Linked DNA regions of Homo sapiens: all the other regions are linked to region 1. The links are chromatin loops, found by intact Hi-C in ENCODE. Cell type or tissue: PC-9. All regions are shown on one strand.

Region 1 (8,000 bases):
GATGGATGGGGAACTGTTGATCCCATCTAGAAATAGCTTTTCTGACCAGCAGAAGCCCCCGGTGCCAGATGGAGGACCATATGTGAATTTCAAGAATGAGTCCTGGTTACTTCTGTCTTTAAGTCTTGGGTCAGGAATAGGATGAGTCCTCATGCAGTTGGTGCCTGTTGGAGCTCCCAGGGAGGGAGTGGCAGGTGGTACTAGGCTTCTAGTTCCTGGTCGCCAGGCCACTGTGAGCAGTGTTTGCAACTCAGGAGGTCTCTGCACAGCAGAGTAGCTGGCTGTGCCATGGACTGCCCAAGATCGGCCATAAGAAAACACACATACCTCCAACTTAAAATAGTTTGTATCATGGTGTCTTTAGACATACTTAATGTGCTTTCTTTTCTTTTGTTTAAAAAACAGCCTGATTTTAGAGGAATGTACTTTGTTTAAACACTGTCTGGAAGGAACCAATATATCTTCCACTTTAATTTACTTTTTGGTAATTTATTGTCAGCTTAGAAATATGAGTACATTCCTGCTTCATTTGTACTCTTCTTTACAATGTCAAAACCATTAAGGTCAAATGCATATGAAATTATAGCTTTAACATTAAACATACTCATTTGTTTTTCAGAGTGGGGTTTTCGAAGAGTAACTGAACCATGCTCCTCTGTTGAATTTTGCCAAATCAGTCTTTGAAGGGAAATGCCATTTGTTTTATTTTTTTTTTAAAGTAGAATACTGTGTGACTCTTTTTCTTTGTATCCACAGGAATTTTTAAAAAAGGAATTCAGTGAAGAAAATGTTTTGTTTTGGCTAGCATGTGAAGATTTTAAGAAAATGCAAGATAAGACGCAGGTATTTCCTCCACTCTGATAATTTTTTTCCCTTATAAAGTTACAACTGCCTTTCCAATAGATTCTGAAGTTGCCTAAAGAAACCTGATTCATATTAGTTTTGGGGGAAGATTTAAGCTTCAGATTAGGTATCTTGTGTTGATCAAATATTAATCATTTTTAAAAGGGTGAGTTAATCCATTTTTAAATGGAGCTGTTCAAATGGACCAATATTTAAAATAAAAATAACAATTTATGTCACTTAGAGTTCCTCATTGCATAGAATTTTTTTCTTCATGAATAAGTTATGAGGATGTTTTCCCCACATTTTGACATGTTAGCATTTTGGACGTGGTAAAACGATACGCAGATGTGTAATGATAAAAGCACAAGGTGCATCAGAGGGATTGTCAATTATTCAGTGTATCGTACTGAGCGTCCCATAGTTGGCGAGCATCCTGCAGAGAAAGCCTCTGATTGTTCTCCTGGGTAGATGTGTCCTCTTTGCCTTCATTCCCAGTGTCAGCTGGTTGGGTATGAGGGAGGGTAGATGAGATTATGGGGAAGGAGGCCTGTGCCCTGGGTGGGTTTATGAGGCCTGGCCCTGTATCTTTCTAAGAGGCTGCTGGCTAAATGCCTGCAGGAGCCAGTAAGTCATGTGAATGAAGGAGGCTCCTGGTGTGAGGCTGGAGGGAGTGTTGGGGACTGGGGCCAGCTAAGGACGTTCTGTCTGCCTGCACAGGCTGCAGCTGGTGGTTCAGGGCCTGTGGCTGTCTGGGCTTCCCCTGCTTCAGGTTCCGTCTCCGCCAGCTTACTGATGGTGATCTCCTAGATCTTTGCTTGCCCTGCGACCCTGGTGGACTTTCTTCCCAAGGCATGTCTTATATTCCACCTAGTACCGCCTGTTTTTCTAAAGAAGCTGGACATTTGGATCCTTACGTGAAACCAGATGATTTTTAAATGTTGGAACTAATTAAAAAAAAATTTAAAACCTTGCCTACCAAACAAAACATACCCATGGGCAGATGCGGCTTGCGCGTTGCCAGTTTTTGAGGCCTCGTCTCCAAAAGCTGGAATCTATGGGCCAGAAGCCGTGAAGCGTTTGCAGACAACTGCTTGGAAAATGTATATCATGGGTTTATTCAAAGGCCTTTCCGGGCGCAGACACCCATCCTCCTGGATGGCGCAGCGCGGCCTTTTCTCCACCACCTTCCTCTCTGGAGGTGGCAAGGGAGTATTCTAAGATGGATTCTCTTTGGCTTGAACTTCCCAGGCCCACCTCGAAAGCTGTTACTGGGCGGGACCCTTGGATTTTGCTTTCTGGCTTTTTCTCTCCTCTGGATGACGTTGGCCGGAGCCTCCTGGGCAGAGAGGGGCCCCAGGGGAAAGTGAGAAGCAGGTGGTGGGGGATGCTTTGGGATGCTAGGATTCAGGCTGAGGGCCTTCAGAACAAGAGCCTCATTGTTGTCCTTTGTCTCCAGCACCGAGGACAGGGCCTGGGGACCACCATCGATAAATGCTAGACTGTGCCACCGCTGCGACCAGCCTCACCATAAAATCCTAGCTCAGAGTCAAGCAAGCCAACAGATGTCCATTCCCCTGCCTTATTCTTTTGAGTGTTAGAGGTAGGAGGGGCCTGTGGGTGGGCCGGTCCGCCCCTGCAGTGTAGACAAGGAAGTGAGGTCCCCGCACCGTGGCAGAGCTAGGACTTGAACTAGCTCCCTGAAGTCACCCGTTGTTGTCTGCACCACCATGCTGCTCTGTGCCTCCGTTCAGTTGAATTCCCCAAATCTTTGTGAAGTGCCTGCTTGGTGCCCAGCACTGAACAGGAAGGCAGCCCAGGGACAGGACAGGTGAGCGGCTCCAGGGAACGGGCACCTCAAGGGGAGCAAGCCTGTGCAAGTGCAATGAGTGTAGAGATGGGAAGCACATGTGTCGTGGGAGCAAGGCGTGGGCAACGGGGAGGGATCCAGGGGAAGTGGCTTTTTAGCTGAGACTTGGCATTGAGATTGGGAGGGGGTTCCCGGGAGCAGGGACAGTGTGTGGGCAGGCAGGGCTGGCGACAAGAGCTGAGGGAAGACCAGAAGGGCTGAATGGCATGTTTGAGGGGGAGGCCACTGTGCTGTGCTTCAGGCTGGCAGGGCAGCCACACCTGGGAATCTGGGTGCCAAGGTGAGCAGGGCTGGGAAAGCCCCTGTAGGACTTTAATGGAGTGGTTGGAAGGAGGGGGTCAAACTTTCAATGTGCCTCTTCCAGCCTTTCAGGTCAGGCAGGTCTGGTGTTGGGTTGCCCTGCCCTGTCCACATCCTACAGAGAGAGCTTCCGAATGGGCAGCCCCTTTCCATGCCTGTACCCCTGACATCCAGCATAGGACTTCTTTTCCTTTTTTGAGACAAGGTCTGACTCTGTTGCCCAGGCTGGAGTGCAGTGGTGAGGTCTTGGCTCACTGCAGCCTCCGCCTCCTGGGTTCAGGTGATCCTCCTGCCTCAGCCTCCCGAGTAGCTGGGATTACAAGTGTGTGCTACCATGCTTGGCTAATTTTTGTATTTTGAATAGAGACAGGGTTTCACCATGTTTGCCAGGCTGGTCTAGAACTTCTGACCTCAAGTGATCCGCCTGTCTTGGCCTTCCAAAGTGCTGGGATTACAGGTGTGAGCCACTGTACTCGGCCCAGCATAGGACTTCTTGAAAGTCTGTGTCCTTAAGCCTGGAATGCACCCGGCAATTGCTTTAGAGCAATGAATGCCACCCTCCTGTCACTGCCTGAGAATGCAGATTGGGTGGAGGCATTGGTGACACCTGGGGTGTTTGGCCTGGAGTGTTTGGGCCCCAGTGTGAGTCACTGTTCCCATTCGAAGATGCAGGGATATGACTTGAGTGGTTAAGCGGCAGCTCGCCCGAGGCTGGGCACAGTGGCTCACGCCTGCAATTATAACACTTTGGGAGGTCAAGGTGGGTGGATCACTTGAGCCCAGGAGTTCAAGACCAGTCTGAGCAACATGGTGAGACCTTGTCTCTACAAAAAATACCAAAAAAAAAAAAAAAATTAGCTAGACATGATGGAGTGCGCCTGTAGTTGCCCAGGGAGGTCAAGGCTGCAGTGAGGTATGATTGCGCCACTGCACTCCAGCCTGGATGACAAAGTGACACCCTGTCTCAACAAAAAAAAAAAGAATTCAGAGCCACATTTCTGACTCCAGGCATTCCCTAGTGAGTCCCGCTGCCTAGGAAGTAAAACCAGGGAGTAAGCTCTAAATTACTACAAAAAGTGTGGAGGAACATAGGCACTGGGAGAAGTCGCCTAACTGAATGTCTTTGTTTTTTTTTTTTTTTTTGAGACGGAGTTTCGCTCTTCTCGCCCAGGCTAGAGTGCAGTGGCACGATCTCTGCTCACTGCAATCTCCGCCTCCCGGGTTCAAGTGATTCTTCTGCCTCAGCCTACTGAGTAGCTGGGATTACAGGCATGTGCCACCATGCCCAGCTAATTTTTGTATTTTTAGTAGAGATGGGTTTCACCATGTTGGCGAGGTTGGTCTCAAACTCCTGACCTCAGATGATCCACCCGCCTCGGCCTTTCAAAGTGCTGGGACTACAGACGTGAGCCACCGCGCCCGGCCAGTTCTTTTTAATCCTCTGTTGTGCACGTAACCTAACTGGATTTCACAGTCAAACTTATCACATCTGTTCCAGCAGGGAGACCATGGGAGGATTTTTCTCTCTCCATCAACTAAGGCTGTTGAGGAGTCGATACAAATCCCACTCTCGCCTCTGTTGTTTTAATAGGACCTGTGTTGGTTCATTCCTTGACGTGGATTATCCAGCATTCAACAACTTCACATATCCATGTCATTTACTTGTCCGTCTTCTGTGTGGTTTGTCTTCTGGAATCTGGGAGTGGGGGGCCTCTTCTTCCCCACTGTCTCCGAGGGTCTAGACCCATGCCTGACACATGGTGAACTTCCTTCCTCTTTGTAGGATGAAGGCATTCCATTTCCTGGATCCAAGTCCTCTTCTCTCCTGAGTCATTCCCTCATTTTGGGAACAGCACACGAGAATGACTTCTTCCCTCCAGAATGACTCATGAGAGAAGAGCCCAAAACACAGCTGGCAATAGCTTCCTGAGAAGGGGGGTCTGGCAGGTAGGTATGTAAAGACCTTGTTGAGTGGAAATGTTATTTTTTTCCCTACTCTCCTACTTCACTGATAATCTGACAGAGCATAGAATTCTGGGGTGAAACACACTCAGAAGTTTGAAGACATTATTCCTTAGTCTTCTACTTTTGTTGAGAATCAGTAATTTATATGTAAACTGTTCTGTTTTTTTTTTTTTTTCTTTTTTTCCCTCTCTGGGATAGTATAGGATCTATTTTCTTTTCTATTTTTCCCCTTTCCTCCTTTCCTTCCTTCCTTCCTTCCTTCCTTCCTTTCTTTCCTTCCTTCCTTTCTTTCTTTCCTTCCTTCCTTCCTTTCTTTCTTTTTTTTTTTAATGGGGTTTCGCTCTTGTTGCCCAGGCTGGAGTGCAATGGCATGATCTCGGCTCACTGCAACCTCTGTCTTCCAGGTTCAAGCGATTCTCCTACCTCAGCCTCCCAAGTAGCTGGGATTACAGGCACCCTCCAACACACCCAGCTAATTTTGTATTTTTAGTAGAGATGGGGTTTCGCCATGTTGGTCAGGCTGATCTCAAACTCCTGACCTCAGGTGATCCACCTGCCCTGGCCTCCCTAAGTGTTGGGATTACAGGTGTGAACCACCACGCCCAGCAATTTTCTTTTCTTTTCTTTTTGAGACAGGGTCTCACTCTGTCACCCAGGCTGGAATATAGTGAGGTCACGGCTCTTTGCAGCCTGGACCTCCTGGGTTTAAGCAGTCTCACCATGTTGCTTAGGCTGGTCCCAAAAGAAATCCTCTCGCCTCAGCCTCCCAAAGTGCTGGGATTACAGGTGTGAGCCACTCCACCTGGTCAGGATCTTTTCATCACTAGTATTCTAAAACTGTTCAGTCAGGGGCTTTGGAGGCAGAGGCGGAGTTCATTCATTGTGTGAATTCTTTGTGGAGCCATATAATCTGGAAATTTGTAGTTCTGGGAAATGGTCTTATGTTGTTATTGTTATCATCATTTTAGTAACTTTTTTTCCTTCCATTGTCTCTGGTCTCTTTTCCAATGATGACCTTTCACGCCCTGCATTGAGCCCTTAATTTCATGTTTTATTCTTCCTATTTTTTAATTTTTTTTTTTTTTTTGCTTTTGGAGATTTTGACTACATCTTCAGATCCTCCTATTGAGTTTTTTCTGCTTTTTTATTTTTCCAGACAAGGGCCCTCTAGTCTCTTCCTGGGGGGCCATAAGCCTGATATGTTCCTGAACTAAACATATTTCTAATTAACTGTGTCAGGAGAATTTTGCTGGCGCGGGGGGTCTATATTTGGAATTTCCCTGAATCCCTTTATTCGGTTCGGCGTCTCATTCTTGCCGTCCTCTGTGCCTCTCTGTTCCGGAGCCTCCCTGGGTCTGTTTCTTTAGATAAGAAAACTCAACTCTTCTGTTGAAGGTGGCGGGGGAGCCACCTGACTGCTCAAGTTTGGAGCAGGACCTGGGGTGGAGGACCTGGGGGTCTGATGGCTTCTTTCTGCCGCCCTCATCAATTCCGTCTGGGCTACCTGATGCCCTCGAGCTCCTGCCGTCTCCGGACGCGCTTCTCGTTGGCACCCCCTCCCCACCTGTTCAGGGGCTTGGCTTCATTCTTCTGGGTCTCTGCAGAGTCATCTGCTGTGTCTCCGACTGCTTCTCATTTCCTGAGCCAGTTCTTGAAAATATTCTCATATCATTTATTGGATATTTTCTTTGCCTCATTCTCTTTCTGAAATTGATGTTAGTAAAGTTAGTGTCTTGATCCTTTCATTGTCCTAGGAATTGTCTCCCACATTCCATCTCTGGAAGAAGACGGGGTGGAGAGGAGCCGGAGGCCAGCAGACGGGATGGGGGTGGGGAGTGGCTACAGGGGATCGAAGTTTCCAGCTTCCCAGAGTAGGGGCTACAGGGCCTGCCAGCCAGAAGGGGACCACTCTGTTCCTTTGTGTTAATTCAAGGTGTCAGTGGGATGTCCATGCCCACATTGCTAGAAACCAACTGGCTACATGGGTCAGTAGCTTGGGGGAGGGTTGGTCTGAAATCTGGGGGGGACATGGAGTTAGAGTTGTCACCAAGGACAGAAGTCTGGGAAACCCCAGAATTCACGGAGGGGACAGGGAGACAGGAGCTGGGGGACAGACAGGGAGACAGAAGCTGGGAGACAGACACAGGGAGACAGGAGCTGGGGGACAGACAGGGAGACAGGAGCTGGGGGACAGACACAGGGAGACAGGAGCTGGGGGGCAGACAGGGAGACAGGAGCTGGGAGACAGACAGGGAGACAGGAGCTGGGAGACAGATACAGGGAGACAGGAGCTGGGGGACAGATAGGGAGACAGAAGCTGGGAGACAGACACAGGGAGACAGGAGCTGGGGGACAGACAGGGAGACAGGAGCTGGGGGACAGACAGGGAGACAGGAGCTGGGAGACAGGGAGACAGGAGCTGGGGGACAGATACAGGGAGACAGGAGCTGGGGGACAGACAGGGAGACAGAAGCTGGGAGACAGACACAGGGAGACAGGAGCTGGGGGACAGATACAGGGAGACAGGAGCTGGGGGACAGATACAGGGAGACAGGAGCTGGGGACAGACAGGGAGACAGGAGCTGGGGGACAGACACAGGGAGACAGGAGCTGGGGGACAGACACAGGGAGGTGTTGGGGATCCTGAGAGGACAGGGCTCTTACAAGGTGAGGGAAGCGGGAAGAGAAGAAAGTCGCAATGCTGAGCAGGGCTGGGGCCAGCTCACTCCAGAGGAAGGTCTGAGAGGCCTCGCTGCCTGGGCAGCGTCAGCCGGCTGGTGGAGCAGCGCTGGCTGGGCGGAAGCCTGTGTGTAGCGTGAGGAATGAATGGGAGGGACAATGGAGGCAGGGGTGCATGCTTTTCTTTTAAGAGATTTCAAAAAGGAATTGGAGACTAGGCACGGTGGCTCACGCCTGTAATCCTAGCACTTTGGGAGGCTGAGGCAGGTGGATCACTTGAGGCTGGGAGTTCGAGAGCAGCCTGGCCAACATGGTGAAACCCCGTCTCTACTAAAAATACAAA
Region 2 (8,000 bases), 72 kb after region 1:
ACCAGAGCAGGGGCTCCACTACTTCCACTTCTAAGGAGAAGGGTCTGGGCTGGTTCCACTGTGGACTTGGAGGCCAGAGCCGAAACTAGCTGCTTCCGGTGGAGTTCGAGCTGACATGGTTTGAGTTTATGTGGTGGTTAAAACTGGTCTTGGAGCTGGGCGAACTCTTGGAATTGTTCTGATGCTGGGGTTGGGGTTGGGGGAGACGGGGTGGAGAGAACAGAAGTCAGTCCTGGGAGCCCTGGGGATGGGTCGGGGCTGCCTCTGCCTGCTCCAACCCTTGCTTTTTATTGCCTTTTGCAGTCTCCCCTCAGAGCCAGGTACAAGGGCCACCCCTGGAGGCACAGGTACCTGGGAAGAGCTATGGAATTAACAGAACCTCCAATCAGGGTGGAGGCGGCCCCTCCTATAATATCCACCTTGGTTAAGCCTGCAGGCATGGGGTTACGCTGCCTGGGCTGGAATTCTCAGTCTTCCCCTCCCTCGCAGAGTGGCCTTGGGCATGCAATTCCATCTCCCAGTTTCCTCTCCTGTAACACGGGAGAAGAGCAGCTTCCGCACAGGGTGGCTGGGAGGATACAATGGGGCCTCATATGCAAAGGGCTCTAGCGAGGGCCGGCCTGGGAGAGATGGGCGGTCGTTCCCATTGCTCAGGCCTTCCCTCTGCATCCCGTGAGTGCTGGGCCCTTCATGTTGCAGAGGGGAGGAGGAGGGAGGCAAGAAGCGTTTGCTTCACAGGTGCTGGTGCCCATATGTGGGCCGCCACCCGTGGCTCTAGGCAATGGGCATTTCTATCCTGATGTTTCAGGCAGGCAAACTGAGGTGGGAGAGGTTCCGTAAGTTGCCACATAACCAAGAAGTCTCAGGGCTGGGTTTGAACCCGGGTCTGTGAGACTCCATGGTAATTTCTTTTTCTAGGACCCAGGGTGTTCTTAGCATGCCTGGCCATCAGGGGAGGGAGAGGTCATTCTTTCTGGAACTTCCGTTTTACTTGATGGAAGCATTGAAGCGTTGTATTTTTATATTATCACTGGCTGAGTGTGTCCATCCTGGAGCTGGCTCTTTGTGGAGAGGAGGAAGGAGCAGAACTAGGTGAGGGAGCCTCCCAGGCTCCAGGGCGGGCACACTGGGCCACAGCTTCCTCAGGGGCCAGGCCAAGACGGGGTGTATGGTGGCCACCTTCATGGTGTGGGGTGAGGTGGGGGCCCTTCCCCCGCATTTCCTCCATTGGCCCACACCAACCCTTACCCAGGGCCAGGCTCTAAGTGTCATTTCCCAAGGGCCCTGTCTCCTCTGGCTGCCAGCTAGAGGGCACAGCATTGGATGGGGGCCATCCCAGGAGCCGGAAGGTTCTGTGGGGTCAGCTTCTACCCCCAGTTCTCCCTGGGCTTATGATGTTCAGTCTTTATATGACTGAGGCTTCGTAAGGGCCAGAGAGGGCAGTGGCTCTCAATCAGGGGTGACTGTGCCCCTGAGGACATTCAGCAATGTCTGGCTCCTTTATGGGCTCTCACGACTGGGGGATGGCGTGTTGCTGCATCTGGTGGGTGGAGGCCAAACTTGCTGCCCCACATCTTGCGATGCACAGGACGGCACTGTGACAAGGAATTAACCGGCCCCAGGCGCCAACAGTGTCAAGGCGGAGAAACCCAGAGGGAGGGTGAATTTGGGCTGGCCCTGCCCTTCTCCCCGGGGATCCCATCAGCTGCCGTGGGTATCAGGGGCCTTGGACATAATCAGTTGCCCTTCCAAGCTGCTACTGCCCCAGACTTCCAAGCCTTCCAAGGGTCTCTACTGTGGGTCTTCTCGTTTCCCATGGAAGTGAGCCAGGGGTCTCGGAGCTGATGCCAGGACTGGCCAGGCATGGGTGTCTCACCTGCCGCTTGAAGAGTCTCTGGAGCAGCCCTTTCTTGGGCGGTTCCGGAGGGTGGTTTCTGTTCAGATCTGGCGGGAGGGTACCATTAGGTCCAAACACGTTCAGCTCCTTAAAGCATTCTGTTTCTATCATCTGGAGGGGCCGTGAAAACAAAACACAGGCCGTCAACTGGGGCAGTCAGGAAGCCCAGCAGCAAAGCCACTGGGGCTCCCTCCCCTGGCCTCACCTGCCCCTGAGCCACACGCCCTCCAGGTCTCAGGGGCTGGGCGAGGCTCCCCGTCAATGACTGGCCCGTGGTGGCTACAGCTCCCTACTTGGCCACTGACAGCTTTTGTGTGCTGCCTTCATGGAGAAAACAGAAACCATGCGCTCAGCCTCCTGCCGCCAAACTCATATTCCCGACGCCTCCTTCCACCCGTCAGTCCCTCCCTCCCACCCAGACCAAAGCAAGTGGTCTGCCCTGCTCACCTCGTTTTGCCATGGGATGGACACAGAGCCCGTGGAGAACTTGGAGTAGAAGTCGTCGTCTGTGTGGTCCAGATTGACGCCCTTCACAGTGGAGAACTGCTCGATGTCCAGCACGTCCTTACAGTACACAGCGCGGGGCTGCCAGGGGCAGAGGGCCGGTCACACATATGTCCCGCCTGCGGCTCCAGTGGCCCCGAGCCAGGCCTTGGGGTTTTGGGGAGCAGAAGGGAGTCTTCCCAGGACACACCCCCAGAACTGCTATGGGTAGTGGCTGGAGGGTGTGTGGCTCAGATGCAGGTGAGTCCAGGGGAGGGGTCGGCCCCAGTGGCTTGGCTGGGCTTCCTGTCCACCTCAGATGATGGCCTGTGGTTTTTTTGTGCGACCCCTCCAGATGACAGTGCAGCCCTCTCTCAGATCCATGACGGGGACCCTGGCTGGGGTGACACAGGAGCTCGGGGCACCTGGGTGCCCAGCCCAGGGCTCATTCCTGCCATCACTCCCTTACCCATACTGGACAGACGTGGGCTAGAGTCCCAGCTGTGGGGCTTAGGAACTTTGGGGAAGTCTCATATCCCCTGAGGCCTATGTCCTGTTTCCTTACCGGCAAAATGGGGACAACGAGGCACCTGGGCGATGGGGCTGCTGTCAGTGCTGGCCACCGAGCCTGGCGCCCGTAACTGGGAGCTGGTATTATTATGGTAGGCATATCTTTTGCCTTACTCGTCCCTCAGCTGTGCACTGGGGGCCTGCTCTATGCCAGGGCAGAGATGAACCTGGGTGGACCCTGCCCTCTAAGAGTTCAAGGTTGGTGTGGGGAGGCTTCCCAGAGCCTCTGGAGATGAGGCCTTTATAGAGACAGCCCCAGGTGGGGTGTGAAGGGATCCCCAGACCTGGTGACACATCTGTCACTGGAGGGTAGAGGCTACCTCCTGCTTATAGTCTCCTGACATTTGGCTAATACGAAGGTTGTGAATCAGTGCACCGGCTCAGCATGGGCTCCGCCATGCCAGGAAGGTTCTAGCAATGGTCTCAGGGCTCGGCACTTTCTGGGACTCTCCCCTCCAGTCTGCTCTGGTCTCCAGCTCAAGGCTCAAGGCCATGCTGTCCCCAGCAAAGCAAACCATGGGCCCAAGTGCACGTGGACGGAAGCAGGGGTGCGGGCAGGGGTGTCCAGTTGCAGAGCTGCGACCCTTCTCTAGTTCCCAAAGCCCGGGGTGCACGCCACCGTGGAACTCAGCGGACTTTTAGCTGGAAGCAAGACCACATCATTCACATGCTCAGCGCAGAATGAAAACGCAGGGTCCATGTTCCACATTTAGAATTTTAAGATGGCAACAGAGGGCACTGAGCCAGGTGTGGGGACCCAGGGTGCCCTAGGGGGTGCCAGGTCAAGCTCACGAAGCTGGCCCTGGGTGGCTTGCAGAGGAATGTTAAGAAATGAGCGTATTTTAAAAATCTGTAATGGAACAGAAAGTTACCTGGCACACCCAAACCCCTCTTTCATGGCTATTATTTCCTTGGAAAGGTTTCCTTTTAAAATACATTGATTTTTATTTTAAAAAAAGAGTCAATGGAAGTGAAAAAGATGATGTCACTCACAGTGCTCGTGGTTTAGGAATGTGGCAGCAGCCCCGACAGTGGTGTGGGGATGGGATGACTGTGGGGGGCTGGCATGGATGACTGTGGGGGGCTGGCAGGGACGACGGTGGGGGGCTGGCAGGGACGATGGTGGGGGGCTGGCAGGGATGACTGTGGGGGGCTGGCAGGGACGACTGGGGGGGCTGGCAGGGAAGACTGTGGGGGGCTGGCAGGGAAGACTGTGGGGGGCGGGATGACTGTGGGGGGCTGGCAGGGATGACTGGGGGTTGGCGTGCAGCCTGGGGAGGGCCAGTGGGGAAAAGGCAAAGTCCCCAGCTCACAGCGGCTTCGCACTCCAGGGCCTGCAACCTTTGCTGACCTGAGGCCTCGGATGCCAGGAACAGAGGCCCTGGGCCACAGGGTACACGGCTGAGGCAGGAGGGCACCGGTGGGCTGCTCTGTGCACCTTGTCAGGCTGTGCGCTTTGCGGGGCTCTGCTACCTCATCCTCCTAATGCCCTGATTCGAAGTGGCCAGGGTCACTCCCAGGGTGACCAACTGTCCCTGTCTCCCCAGGACACAGGACTTTCAGTGCTAAAAGCAGGACAGTCCCAGGCAAAGCAGGACAGTTGGTCGCTCTGACCCTCAGAGCCGCCTCCTTCCACATGCTGCTTCCAGGGCCTGGAGCGCTTTTCTCCAGCCATGCCTGGGTGCACGCACGGAGGCCCCGCTACTCTCCCATCTTCCCGGAGGCTGCCTGTTCTCTTCTCTTGTGACTCGTATTTCTACTTCTATTTAAGGGGTTTTGCTGACACCCCTGCTCCTCTTCAGACTGGAAACAACCAACTGTTTTGTGTGCCATGGGATCTCCCTTGGGGCCTGGCACGGGACCTGGAGTGTGCTGGAAGGTAGAGGAATAGCTCCAATGCGATGACTAATCTCAGCCCGTCACCATAGCAATAGGTAGCCCAGAGGCCACAAGGATGGCCACCCGGGTTCCAAACCTTTGCCACACCCCCAGTCTGGATGCCCACATCCTCTCCAATTTCGGACATCAGCCCAATGGCACAACCGTGATGTTCATGCACTCAACACTATGTGGTTTCCTGGAACACCAAGGAGTGGCCACTCCCAAAGCCCTTGGCACTAAAAACAAACAACAAACAACACACTCCTTGCATGTGGCACTTCCCATAATAGTGACTCTCAACCCTGGCTCTACGCTAGAATCAGCTGGGGAGGTTTCAAAACTCCTGAAGCCCGAGTCTTACCCCAGACTCCCTGGGGACTGCATCCAAGGCGAGTGTTGTTCATGCTCCCCAGGCGGTTCGCCAGGCAGCCAGGGTCGAGAGCAATGCTGTGATTACCATCCTCCCCCTGCCTGCTCAAGCTCATCTGCAGATTGAGTTTGCAGCATTCAGTGACTTTCACTTTTTATTTTTTGAGATGCAGTCTCGCTCCGTCGCCCAGGCTGGAGTGCAGTGGTACAATCTCAGCTCACTGCAACCTCTGCCTCCTGGGTTCAAGTGATTCTCCTGCCTCAGCCTCCCAGGTAGCTGGGATTATAGGTGTGTGCCCCCAAGCCTGGTTAATTTTGTATTTTAGTAGAGATGGGGTTTCACCACGTTGGTCAGGCTGGTCTCGAACTCCTAACCCGACTGCCTCAGCCTTCCCAAGTGCTGGGATTATAGGCATGAGCCACCGTGCCCGGCCTACTCTTTATATTCTCAGTGGCCCCCGTGTTTCTCCAAAAAGCATTCCCTGATTACCCATCACACTGATGCCATCCCTGGCCAGACGGGGTCTGTGGTGTGGTTGCCATGGACACTGATCCGCACCTAGCAGCTTCCCAAGCCACCTTCTGTCCCAGAGGACCAGGGAATCCCCATGTATAGGGGGTGCCAGAGTTCCAAGGACGGTCCCCACCTGCCTCCACTCAGGGCGGTACTGGTAAGTGATAACCACTGGTTCTGGGAGAGGGGGACGCAGAGGCCCTGATTTGTAGCATTTGCAAATTGCTGCTGTGCAGATGCTACCACCAGATCTACTGTAAGCTACCGACGCAAAGCCATTGGACACGGAATTGGGAAGAGAGGTGCACATGAGCTCTCTGGAGATGCAGTCATTCGCCTGCAGCACACTGCTGCTCCCACGGCCTCCATAGTCCCCGGCCCAGTCCCCCTGCCAGCAAGGGGTCATCCGCGGGAGCGTGGCAGGAGCCGAAGCACAGCAGGCCTTCCTGGCTTCTGACTCCCTGACTTTAAACAGAGCAGGCCCCGGAATCACAGCACGTATCCCGCACAGATCACCCAGCCTCTGCCTGGTCTGCATCTCTTGGGCCTCTGATCCAGCTGAGAGCTCATGATTTATAGACCATGTAGGGGACTTTCAAGGACAATTCTACCTCAGCTGGAATCTTGCCTCACACACCGACTGGGGGACCTGGGGACCTCCTGGGAAGATGCAACTCCCTGCAATGTGAGCTGCTGGGGGAGGGGCCTCTTATGTTTCTGCCTGGCCCAGAACCTGGCGTCAACAGTAGTGCTCGATGCATGCATGCTGGTCAAGATGAACTGAATGTAGTGGCCGTCAATGCTCTTGAAAGCATTCCCCATTCAGTTCTCATTTCACCCTCAAATCTCCCAGGCAGGTGGGAGGCATGAGTGTTACTGGTTTCACTGGACAGGGAGGAAACTGACGCTTAGAAGGAATCTGTCCAGGACCCCCAGACCTGGGAAAGTGCCCAAGTCTCTGGACAGCCAATGTGGGCTCCCTGGCCCACGCCTCTTCTGCACTGCCTGGCGTGAAGTTCATCTGCAGCTTAGGTGAGGAGTGGCCGGGAGGGGACCCTGGTCCCCACAAAGACACGATGTGCCCCACACTCTGCACCAGCTCACTGTGAGGCAGCACTCGGGGGCAGCCCTGGGTACCCTGTGAAGGGAGCTGCTGGGGGCTGGGGGAGGCTACTCACGTCTGGAACGAAGGGAGGGTCCAACATCCCGGCTTCTAAGCGCTTGAAGTTCATGTTCCTGAAGAAGGGGTGTCTCTTGACCTCTGCAGCCCCCTCCTCCTGGCAGCCCAGCCTCTGCTTCGCATCTTTCGTGAGCAGCTGAAACAGAGAGCCCCATGAAGCCACGTCCCCTGGGCCTCTCCTCCTGTCCGGACCTCCTGCCTCCACAGTGTCTGCACCATGCCTAGGAACCCAAGACACGCTGCCCCACCCTGCAAAGGTCTTGCTTCAGGGCTGCCTCTGAGTCTTGGCGTGCATCTGTGCTCACACACTCACAGCCTGGCTAGATGCCTGATGGGACAGGAGAGCAGGAATCTTGTTTCTCTCAGGATTACAGACCTCGTTCCTGGGTTATGGTGGGCACTCATTAATGGGTGTCGAGTCACTGTCACCTCTTCTGTGTAGGGTAAGCAACAAAAGGCAAGGACTGCATCAATAGCTCTGTCTCGTGCACATACTCAGCTAATTTGCAGAGTTGTACCTCCTGGGTGCAAGCCCCTTCCTGACAGAGAAGGCACCACCGAGGCACTTGGCCTCTAGGAGTGCTCAGACTCATGGGGGGCTAATCATGCTCAGAGGACGCATCAAGGTGATACAGATCGGGCACCCCGGGGGCAGGGGGCATGACTGGCTGCCAGCTGGAGGTCAGGGAGCTGCACGGGGAAGAGGTATTTAAGTTGAGTCTTGCAGGACAAATAGGCTTTCAAGGTGTGGGTAGGGGGAGGGGTATACAGGTAGAGGGAACTGCACCAGCAAAGCAGAGTGGCAGGACGTGCAGGGTGAGTCTGGGGAACACCCAAAACACGTTTGACTTAGAAAGCGGGAGGAGGGTGCAGAGATGGGTCAAGGGGAGGGGGCTGGTCAGGGAGAGATGATAGAGGATCCTGAAGGCCAGGTCAGGTGGCGGGATTTTCATCTGGAGGTAGAAGGAGCCAGGGATGGTTGAGGTAGGAGAGTGTCTTCATCAGAACCACGAGGCAGGAAGGTTACTAGGAGAGGAAGAGTCTTTGGGAGCAGACACCCAGGTGAGACGGGATGAGGCTATGAATGAGGCCAGAGGGCTAGACCT
Region 3 (8,000 bases), 61 kb after region 1:
GGCGTCACTATGGTGACCAGCATTGACCCAACCCTTCTATATAGAGTTCAGAATGTGCGCTCTGTCCCACATCATTGCATTGGGCACTGCCACACAGAAGTGCTTGAAGGTCAGGGGCTGCCATATCAAGAGCTGTAGACCTTGGTTAAATAACCACCCTCCATACCTGATTCTGCTGGGCCAAGTGCCACCTGCATAAATACAAGATACCAGGCAAAGGTTTGGACATTCTCTGGGGAAGGTCTGCTTTGCACAGGTGCTCCTTTGCAGAAGTGTATCCTCCACTGGGTCTGTATATAGAGCGTAACTTGTTCATAGGACCATGGCCACCCATCCAACTGTCATCCACTTTTCCTTTCTTCTATCCATCTGTCCATTGAGCCATCCATTCATCCATCTATTCCTCTATCCATCCACACATCCATCCATCTACCTACCTACTCATCTTTTTATATATCCATCCATCCATCCACCCACCCATCCATCCATCCACCACCCACCCACCCTTCCTTCCATCCATTTAACCATCCATCCATCCATTCATCTATCCATCCATCCACCCCCCACCTTTCCTTCCTTCTATCCACTCATCCAATCCATCTACCCACCTACCCACCTTTTTACCCATCCACCCATCTACCACCTACCCATCCTTGCTTCCTTCCATCTAACCATCTATTCATTCATACTCATGGATCTTCCTTTCCTTTTCCTTCCTTCCCTCCCTCCCTTCCTTCCTCCTTCCGTTCCCTTCCCTTCCTTCTTTCCTTCGCCTCCTACATTCCTTCGTCTCCTACATTCCTTCCCTCCTTCATTCCTTGCTTCTACCCGTCCATTCAACCATCCATCCATCCTAGAACATCTGAATAGCATAACTCCAAGGAGTACTACAGTACAATGTAAATGGTACCCCCGATATTTTTCACCCTTCATTCATCCCTTCATTTATTATTATTATTTTTAGAAATGGCAATTATTTTATTTTATTTTTTTTGTGACGGAGTCTTGTTCTGTCGCCCAGGCTGGAGTGCAGCAGTGCCATCTCGGCTCACTGCAACCTCTGCCTCCCGGGTTCAAGAGATTCTCCTGCCTCAGCCTCCTGAGTAACTGGGATTACAGGCGCGACAGGTGTACACCGTCACACCCTGCTAATTTTTGTATTTTTAGTAGAGACGGGGTTTCACCATGTTGGTGAAGCTGGTCTCGAACTCCTGACCTCATGATCCGCCTGCCTCGGTCTCCCAAAGTGCTGGGATTACAGGTGTGAGCCACCATGCCCGGCTGAAATGGCAATCCTTATATCAAAGAGAAAATAAAAGGGAGGTAAAGTGGGAGGCAAAGATAGAACGAGCTGCATAAGTCTGGCAGAATGTTGGAACTGGAAGGAACCTCCCCGTCATCAAAGTCCAGTACTCCTCCATCTCCCGTGGCCAGGAAAAAGTCCTGAACACTCACGGGGAGTCAATGGTGTTGTCTCAAGGAGCCAAAGTTCTCATGGATGCCTATTTTATAAAGAGAAAGCTTATTTTGGGTTGGATTAAAAGGCTTTTCTTCTTTGATATTATTTTATTTTTTTATTTTTTCTTACATTGAAAAATCTTTGCTCTTAATTACATTAACAGAATTAGATGTTTTGCCCTATAATATACATTAGTTGAGGAATAATAACATCCACGTTATTACTGACAATATGTTTAGTGAAAATGGCTTAAGATTTTTTTGGCAACTCTTTTTGTCTTTAGGGCATGCCCCTCTTTGGGAACCTACAGTCACATTTCTGTGCCTTAAAGTCACTTGGGGATGGTCTCTGTGTGATTATGCCACCACCTGCATATGAACAGATTTGTTTCTTCCATTTGTCTTCTGGTTTATAGGGGCTGCTATAAAAAATTTTTAGTTTTGTTTTACAATTATCAAAAACATATATTACATATGACAATAGTGAATTTTACTTGAGCCCGGTGCTCCTGGAAAACAGTGAAGATTAAAGGAATTCCCCCTGCCAGGTGCAGTGGCTCAATCTGTAATCTCAGCACTTTGGGAGACCGAGGCAGGAGGATCCCTGGAGGCCAGGAGTTCAAGACCAGGCTGGGTAACATAATGAGATCCCAGTTCTGCAAAAAATTTAAAAAAGTTAGCCGGGTGTGGTTGCACATACCTGTAATCCCAGCTACTCTGGAGGCTGAAGTGGAAAGATTGCTTGAGCCCAGGAGTCAGAGGCTGCAGTGAGCTATGATTGCACCACTGCACTCCAGCCTGGGTGACAGAGTAAGACCCTGTCTCATAAAACAAAACAAAACAACAACAAAAAGCCAAAACGAGAGATTCTCCTCACATTTTTGTTTTCCAGGAAAACAACATGCTGCAAAAAACCACCTTTCCCCATATGACTTTGTATTAGTCTGTTCTCACATTGCTAATAAAGACATACCTGAGACTGGGTAATTTGTAAAGGAAAGAGGTTCAATAGACTCACAGTTCCACATAGCTGGGGAGGCCTCACAACCATGGTGGAAGGCAAGGAGGAGCAAAGGCACATCTTACATGGTGGCAGGCAAGAGAGAGTGTGTGCAGCAGAACTCCCCTTTATAAAACCAACAGATCTCATGAGACTTATTCACTATCACTAGAACAGCATGGGGAAGACCCGCCCCCATGATTCAATTACCTCCCACTGGGTCCCTCCCACAACATGTGGGAATTATGGGAATTACAATTCGAGATTTGGGTGGGGACACAGACAACCACATCAGACTTCCATAAGGCCGAGGGATGTCCCCCTTATTTATCTATGAAAGGCCAGACACAGACCCTCCAAATTCCCATTCTTTGCCTCATAAATGATTAGCTGAACGGCCTGTTCCCACTGATCCATGGAAACAAAATGCTTGCTAGCCAGACTTGGGTAAGTTTCACTCCTTCTTCCTGGACTCTGAACTTTGACCAACTCAGCCTGAGCCTGCAGGCAGCCCCTCCAGAGCAGAGGCTGCCTCAGGGTGACATTTTCTGATCTATTTATCTAATCACATCACCCTTTCATCCCACTTTCCACACCTGGCTCTTTCTAGCCTTGTTCTTTCTACAAAAGAGATCATCTTTTCGCCTAACCCTCAAGACCCTTGCAGATGGCATGGTCAAGCCTTCTGCGTTTTGCAGTGCTCTCCATCCCAGCCCCTGTTGCAGTAGCCCCTTTCCTCCCTTGCAAAAATCTTTCAAATAGTTCTCTCCCCACTGAGTCTGGATTTGTGTTTTATTTGACGTGTGCTTGCAAAGTCAAATCTACAAGACAAGGCACATTTCTGAGCAGACTGGCTTTTATATCTGTCTCTCACTCTCCTCCCCTGGTGGCTTCCCTCTCCCTGTAGGTAACTTTTTTCCTTTTTTTGGTTTATCTTTTCATTAAAAATATGACAGTAGGATTCTATGTCGTATCCTCTTTCCTTTTGTTTAAGAACAGTGGTAGCCAATTGTACCCACCTGCTTCCATTTGCAGGTAAGAGCCTCACTCTCTTCAGCCCTCTGTGACTCTGAAAAGCCATCGGCAGGAAGATCAGTGGCTGCTTTGCCCTAAGCGTCCTCAATGAGATGAAAGCGCTTTGTAAACCAGTGGGCCTCAAACTGGAGTGTGCACCCCAGTCACCTGGGGGTCCTGTTCATAGGTCCCACCCAGACTCCTAACTCAATAGGCTTGGCACGGGGAGCAGGAACCTGGATCTCTCAGAAGTTCACAGGGCTGCTGCTGCAGCCTGTAGTGGTGAGGGTGTCAGACTTTGAAAACTACTGGTATCAGTTCCCCTCAAGGGCAGGGCAAATGTTGGTGAGTATTAATAAAACTTCTGTACCATAGAATACAGGACCTGGTTTGACTATAGACCCAGCCTGCCATTCCGGTTTGGGGCTTTCTTTCTTTCTTTTTTTTTTTTTGGGACAGAGTCTCACTCTGTCACCCAGGCTGGAATGCAGTGGCACAATCTCAGCTCACTGCAATCTCCACCTCCAGGGTTCAAGGGATTCTCCTGCCTCAGCTTCCCAAGTAGCTGGGATTACAGGTGCATGTCACCACACCCAGCTAATTTTTATAGTTTTAGTAGAGTTGGGATTCCACTATGTTGGCCAGGCTTGTCCCAAACTCCTGACCTCAGGTGATCCACCCACCTAAGTCTCCCAAAGTGCTGGGATTAGGTGTGAGAAATGGTGCCCAGCCAGGTTTGGGGCTTTCTAAGGCCTCTCTGCTCAAAGTGTTGTCTGAGGACCAGTGGCTTCGCCCAGGAGCACTCAGAAGCACGGGCTGTGCCCTACCCCACACCCACTGAATCAGATTCTAGTTTATCAAGATTCCAAATGAGTCAGAACTCCTGAAGCATGAGAGGTGCTGACCCAAGCCTTCTGCGCCTTGTGGTTTACCTGCCAGTAGTTGATGCCCCTAGAGTGCAAACTCTAGATCTCACCCCATGGCCTGCTGAATGGGCTTTTCCTGCTCTCTCCCCCAAGATAGCCAAGCCAAGGCCCCATGACAACTGGCCCAGGCCTGGGCAATGTTTGGCTTGGCAAACTGCTGGGCAAAGTGGTACCAGGAGCCCTGCCATGCTGTGGCTCAAGGGTCTGTTCCCAGGGCCCCAGCTCTCCCTCCTCTTCACGGTCTCTGGATATGGCAGGTGGATCCTAACAGCTTTAAGGACTGCCTCCCACAGGGGTTGTGGCCTGGAGCTCTCTGGGGCCCAGGGATGCTGGCTTTGAGCCTTTCCTGAAAATGAGTTAGATGGAGGCTCTTTTGGTCCCCTCACCAAATCCACGGTTGTCTGGTGTGGACAGGACGGGCACAGGCCTGAAAGGTGTGGAGGAGGTAAGAGGTGGGTACTCCTCCTGCCCAGCCCAGCCCATCTGCCTGGGAAGGGGCCAAAGCTGCTGGGCAGGGCAGTGTAAATGGTGAGGGGGGCCGGAGCTGTGGGGCTGGAGTTTCTCCCACTGATACCCTACCTGTCCCAGGAGAGACGGCAGCTTCTGTCTGCCTGGAGGCTGGCTCGGACAGTGGAGTTTCTGGAGTGGTGAAAGCCCCAGAGACAGAGCTGGGCCCTGCGGGGAGGTCCTCCCCATCCCTGTTCTGAGATCAGAGCATTTCCTGCCCCACCCCTGCATCTTCTGCCCTTGAGGGCTACCCGCCTGGTCGGCAAATCCTCGGCCATGAGTACCCCCATTCTTCCATCCTGGGAGAGCCCCTTCCTCATCCCACCCTCATTGCCAGCCGGCCCCTCTTTCTCTCTGTCCAATTCCACAGGGTCCCCCAGTAAGCAGATTCTTCCCCAGGCTCCAGGCCTGGCTGGAGTGTGGCTCCAGGCAGGGCTGGGTGTGAATGGGTGTGAGGTCAAGGCCAGGCCCCTGCTCAAAGCCAAGGCCTCTGTGCTGGGTGGCCCATGAGTTCCCACTGAATCCTCCAGCAGCCACATCACTGAGGTGTGATCTCATTTACAGATGAAGACACCGAGGCTCAGAGTGGCCTGTTTAAGGTCATATATCATCAATAGGGTGTTGGCTGAGTCCCAGCCCTGCTCATTCTATTTATTTATTTATTTTTAAAATTTATTTTTACCTTTATTTTTAAAACAAACATCTCAGAGTAAGCCCTGCTCATTCTAACAGCTAAGGCAAGCAGGTCGAGGGAGACAGAAGAGGTCTTGGGTCCCAGATCGGGAATCCCAGTTCTGAGGTGCAAGGGCCGCTGTGCCTCACTGGCTACCCCACGTTCCAGCATGTGCCTGGCATGGCGAAGCCTGGACAGCCAGAAAGGCTCCCTCTGCAGAGCCCGCCTCTTCTGTATAAGACCGGGCAGGTGGGACCTGCAAATGCGCCGTTTGGTGTCATGGTGCTGGCACTGGCTCGAGCCCTTGTCACCCAGCTCCTCCTTGGTGCCAAGTGGCCAGAGCACTTCTAGAACCATCTGCTGGGTTTGAGATCAGAAGCCGGCGGCCTGGTAAGAATTCAGGTTTTCTTGGGCCCCGCCCACTGGAGCTGGGCCATCTGTGGGCAGTTCAGGGGGTGGTCAGTGTGGGGGCCGGGTTTGGGTGGGTTCCACTGTCAACCTTAGGAAAGGGTTAGCCCAAAGGCCACAGGCATCTTGGGGACAGCTGTCGTATGCAGAAGAAACAGAACAAGAGCTCAGCAGCAGGAGAGAGATGCCGATGCCATGCTACTTCCATTAAGGAATTTATTTCTCTTTTAAAAACAACAACAGTGGCTCCATCTAGATCCAGCGGCACTGTGACGCGATAGACGGAACACACAGAGTTACAGCAGCGGGAGAACAGAAGCCGCTGCCTTCAGGAGTGACCGCCACTGTGGAAGTTTCCATTCATTAATGTCCAAATCTCCCTGAAAAAAATTAGAAAGCTTTGGATGCTAGAAGGATTCTTATTATTTTAACAACACCAAAAGCCACTAAACTCTTCTAATTGAGAACACTCGCTTAGGGACTGTTACAAAAATGACTTCTTGATGGACTAGGGAAAGACATCTAAATTCCACTTTGGGGGGGAAGTGTCTTTCTCTGCCAGGGAGAGCTGGCTTTTCAAATGTTTTCAATCACTGTCTCCGGCACAAGCCTTTACGTTTAGGCCAGGTGAGACACCCCCGGCCTGTGCAGGGTCTGACTTGCACACGCTGAGCTTCAACAGCTGGGTGGTGGGTGGGGAGGGCAGGCGCAGAAGGGGTCTCTGGGAGAGGAGGCTTTGCAATCGTGGTCTATTGTGATCAGGAAGATGGCAGCTCTCTGTATTCATAATCCACACAGCGATGTCACTTCCAAATGCACAAAGACTTCATACTCACTATCTTTCCACAGCCGGGGCTAAAAAGTTGGAAGATCCTATCTCAGAGTGTTGGGTTATGAAAACAGGAGACCACCTCTTGGAAGTACAGGTATTCAGGAGGACGTGCATGCACACCAGGGGACCCCAGAGGACAGCTGAGTGTCACTCAGGTGTTTCCTCTTCTTCTCAGAGATTTCCAATTATCCAGGAAGCCACCGTCCCCTTTGGCAAGGCCTGGGATGCCAGGCTCAAGGAGGCTGCGGTGCCCCCTCCGTTTTGAGGGCAGCGGCTCGGTGGGAAAGTCGATGGGTAGCTGGAACTGATAACACGAGCCTTTGGGGAAAGGACAGGGTGTGGAGGAAGAGAAGGGATTTCTGCAGCGGGGCCAGGCTCCCGGGAGACGCATGGAGACTTGCGGGCCTCAGGGAGGGAAGGCCTCGGTATCCTCAGGGGCTCACCTGGGCTCTGATCCTACTTGTGCTGTCAATGCAAAGGCTGTGTGTGTTCCCAGGACTTCCCACCACCATTTGTCTCGGCAGCTGCTTGCTGGTATGTGTATGACCCAGGCCTCACAGCTGTGTCTGTGGGGCAGGCTAGGCCTCCCCGCCCCCGCCCCTCCGAGCAATGCCTTTCAGGAAGCCTCCCGTGGCTGCGCAGGCCACAGCAGCAGCGAGCAGCCCTAGAGCCCCGGGTTCCCGGCCAAGGAAGAGGCGAGAATGGGTTGCTGTGGCATGTGAGTGCATCGTCCGCAAGGCGGGGACCGGGTCTTCTTGCTATTTTGGGTGGTATTCTGGGTGCCCCCCAGGGGACTCAATAAACACTTGTAGGGCATCATGGTGACCATGGCAGAGACCGCCTCTGTCCACCAGGGACAGCAGCTCATCTCCTGAAATGCAGATGCAGAGACGCTTCTGAGAGATCCCATGTCTCACCTCAAAGTCACGAAGTCAGTGAACGTCTGGTGAAAAAAAATGTCATGCCTGGAGCAAGAAAGACTCTTCTGTGAAGCGCTCAAATGCATGAACGAGAGTAAATCCGTTCACCGTCCAAATATGCCTTATCCTGGACAGGTAGATGGGTGGACAGTGTTGTTTGCTTTTAATTTTAAAATATCTTTTAAAAAATGACCGTATAGGCCAGGGACAGTGGCTCACACCTATAACCTCAGCACTTTGGGAGGCTGAGGCAGGAGGATAG

The links. Peaks named below come from ENCODE experiments on the same cell type or tissue, not always from the same donor. Only the 100,000 strongest peaks of a DNase experiment are listed, where the experiment ranks them.
Region 2: it touches region 1 in a loop (5-fold over the local background); 2 of 110 quality-filtered maps call a loop at or near these places.
Region 3: a loop joins it to region 1, with 3 times the contacts of the local background. A loop is called at or near these places in 3 of 110 quality-filtered maps.

The regions. Positions count from the first base shown.
Region 1 is chr10:119,518,875-119,526,874 of GRCh38, reverse strand. It overlaps RGS10 (regulator of G protein signaling 10), which reads left to right. Exons shown (of 5, transcript NM_001005339.2): 3 at 757-843. Among named protein-coding and RNA genes, the nearest start is that of RGS10, 20 kb to the left of the region's middle. In PC-9, no CTCF peak of the experiment used is centred here; DNase peaks (open chromatin) are centred at 3,064, 3,624 and 4,874; H3K27ac peaks cover 2,995 bases.
Region 2 is chr10:119,447,153-119,455,152 of GRCh38, reverse strand. It overlaps GRK5 (G protein-coupled receptor kinase 5), which reads right to left. Exons shown (of 16, transcript NM_005308.3): 13 at 6,893-7,030; 14 at 2,345-2,482; 15 at 1,877-2,008; 16 at 1-184. The coding sequence ends at 86. Among named protein-coding and RNA genes, the nearest start is that of MIR4681, 73 kb to the right of the region's middle. RefSeq lists enhancers at 121-642, 4,097-4,596 and a silencer at 2,605-2,781. In PC-9, no CTCF peak of the experiment used is centred here; DNase peaks (open chromatin) are centred at 3,952 and 4,982; H3K27ac peaks cover 1,716 bases.
Region 3 is chr10:119,457,931-119,465,930 of GRCh38, reverse strand. It overlaps GRK5 (G protein-coupled receptor kinase 5), which reads right to left. Exons shown (of 16, transcript NM_005308.3): 16 at 6,186-8,000. Among named protein-coding and RNA genes, the nearest start is that of RGS10, 81 kb to the left of the region's middle. RefSeq lists enhancers at 1-147, 3,470-3,719. In PC-9, no CTCF peak of the experiment used is centred here; DNase peaks (open chromatin) are centred at 3,850 and 4,330; H3K4me3 peaks cover 290 bases; H3K27ac peaks cover 2,505 bases.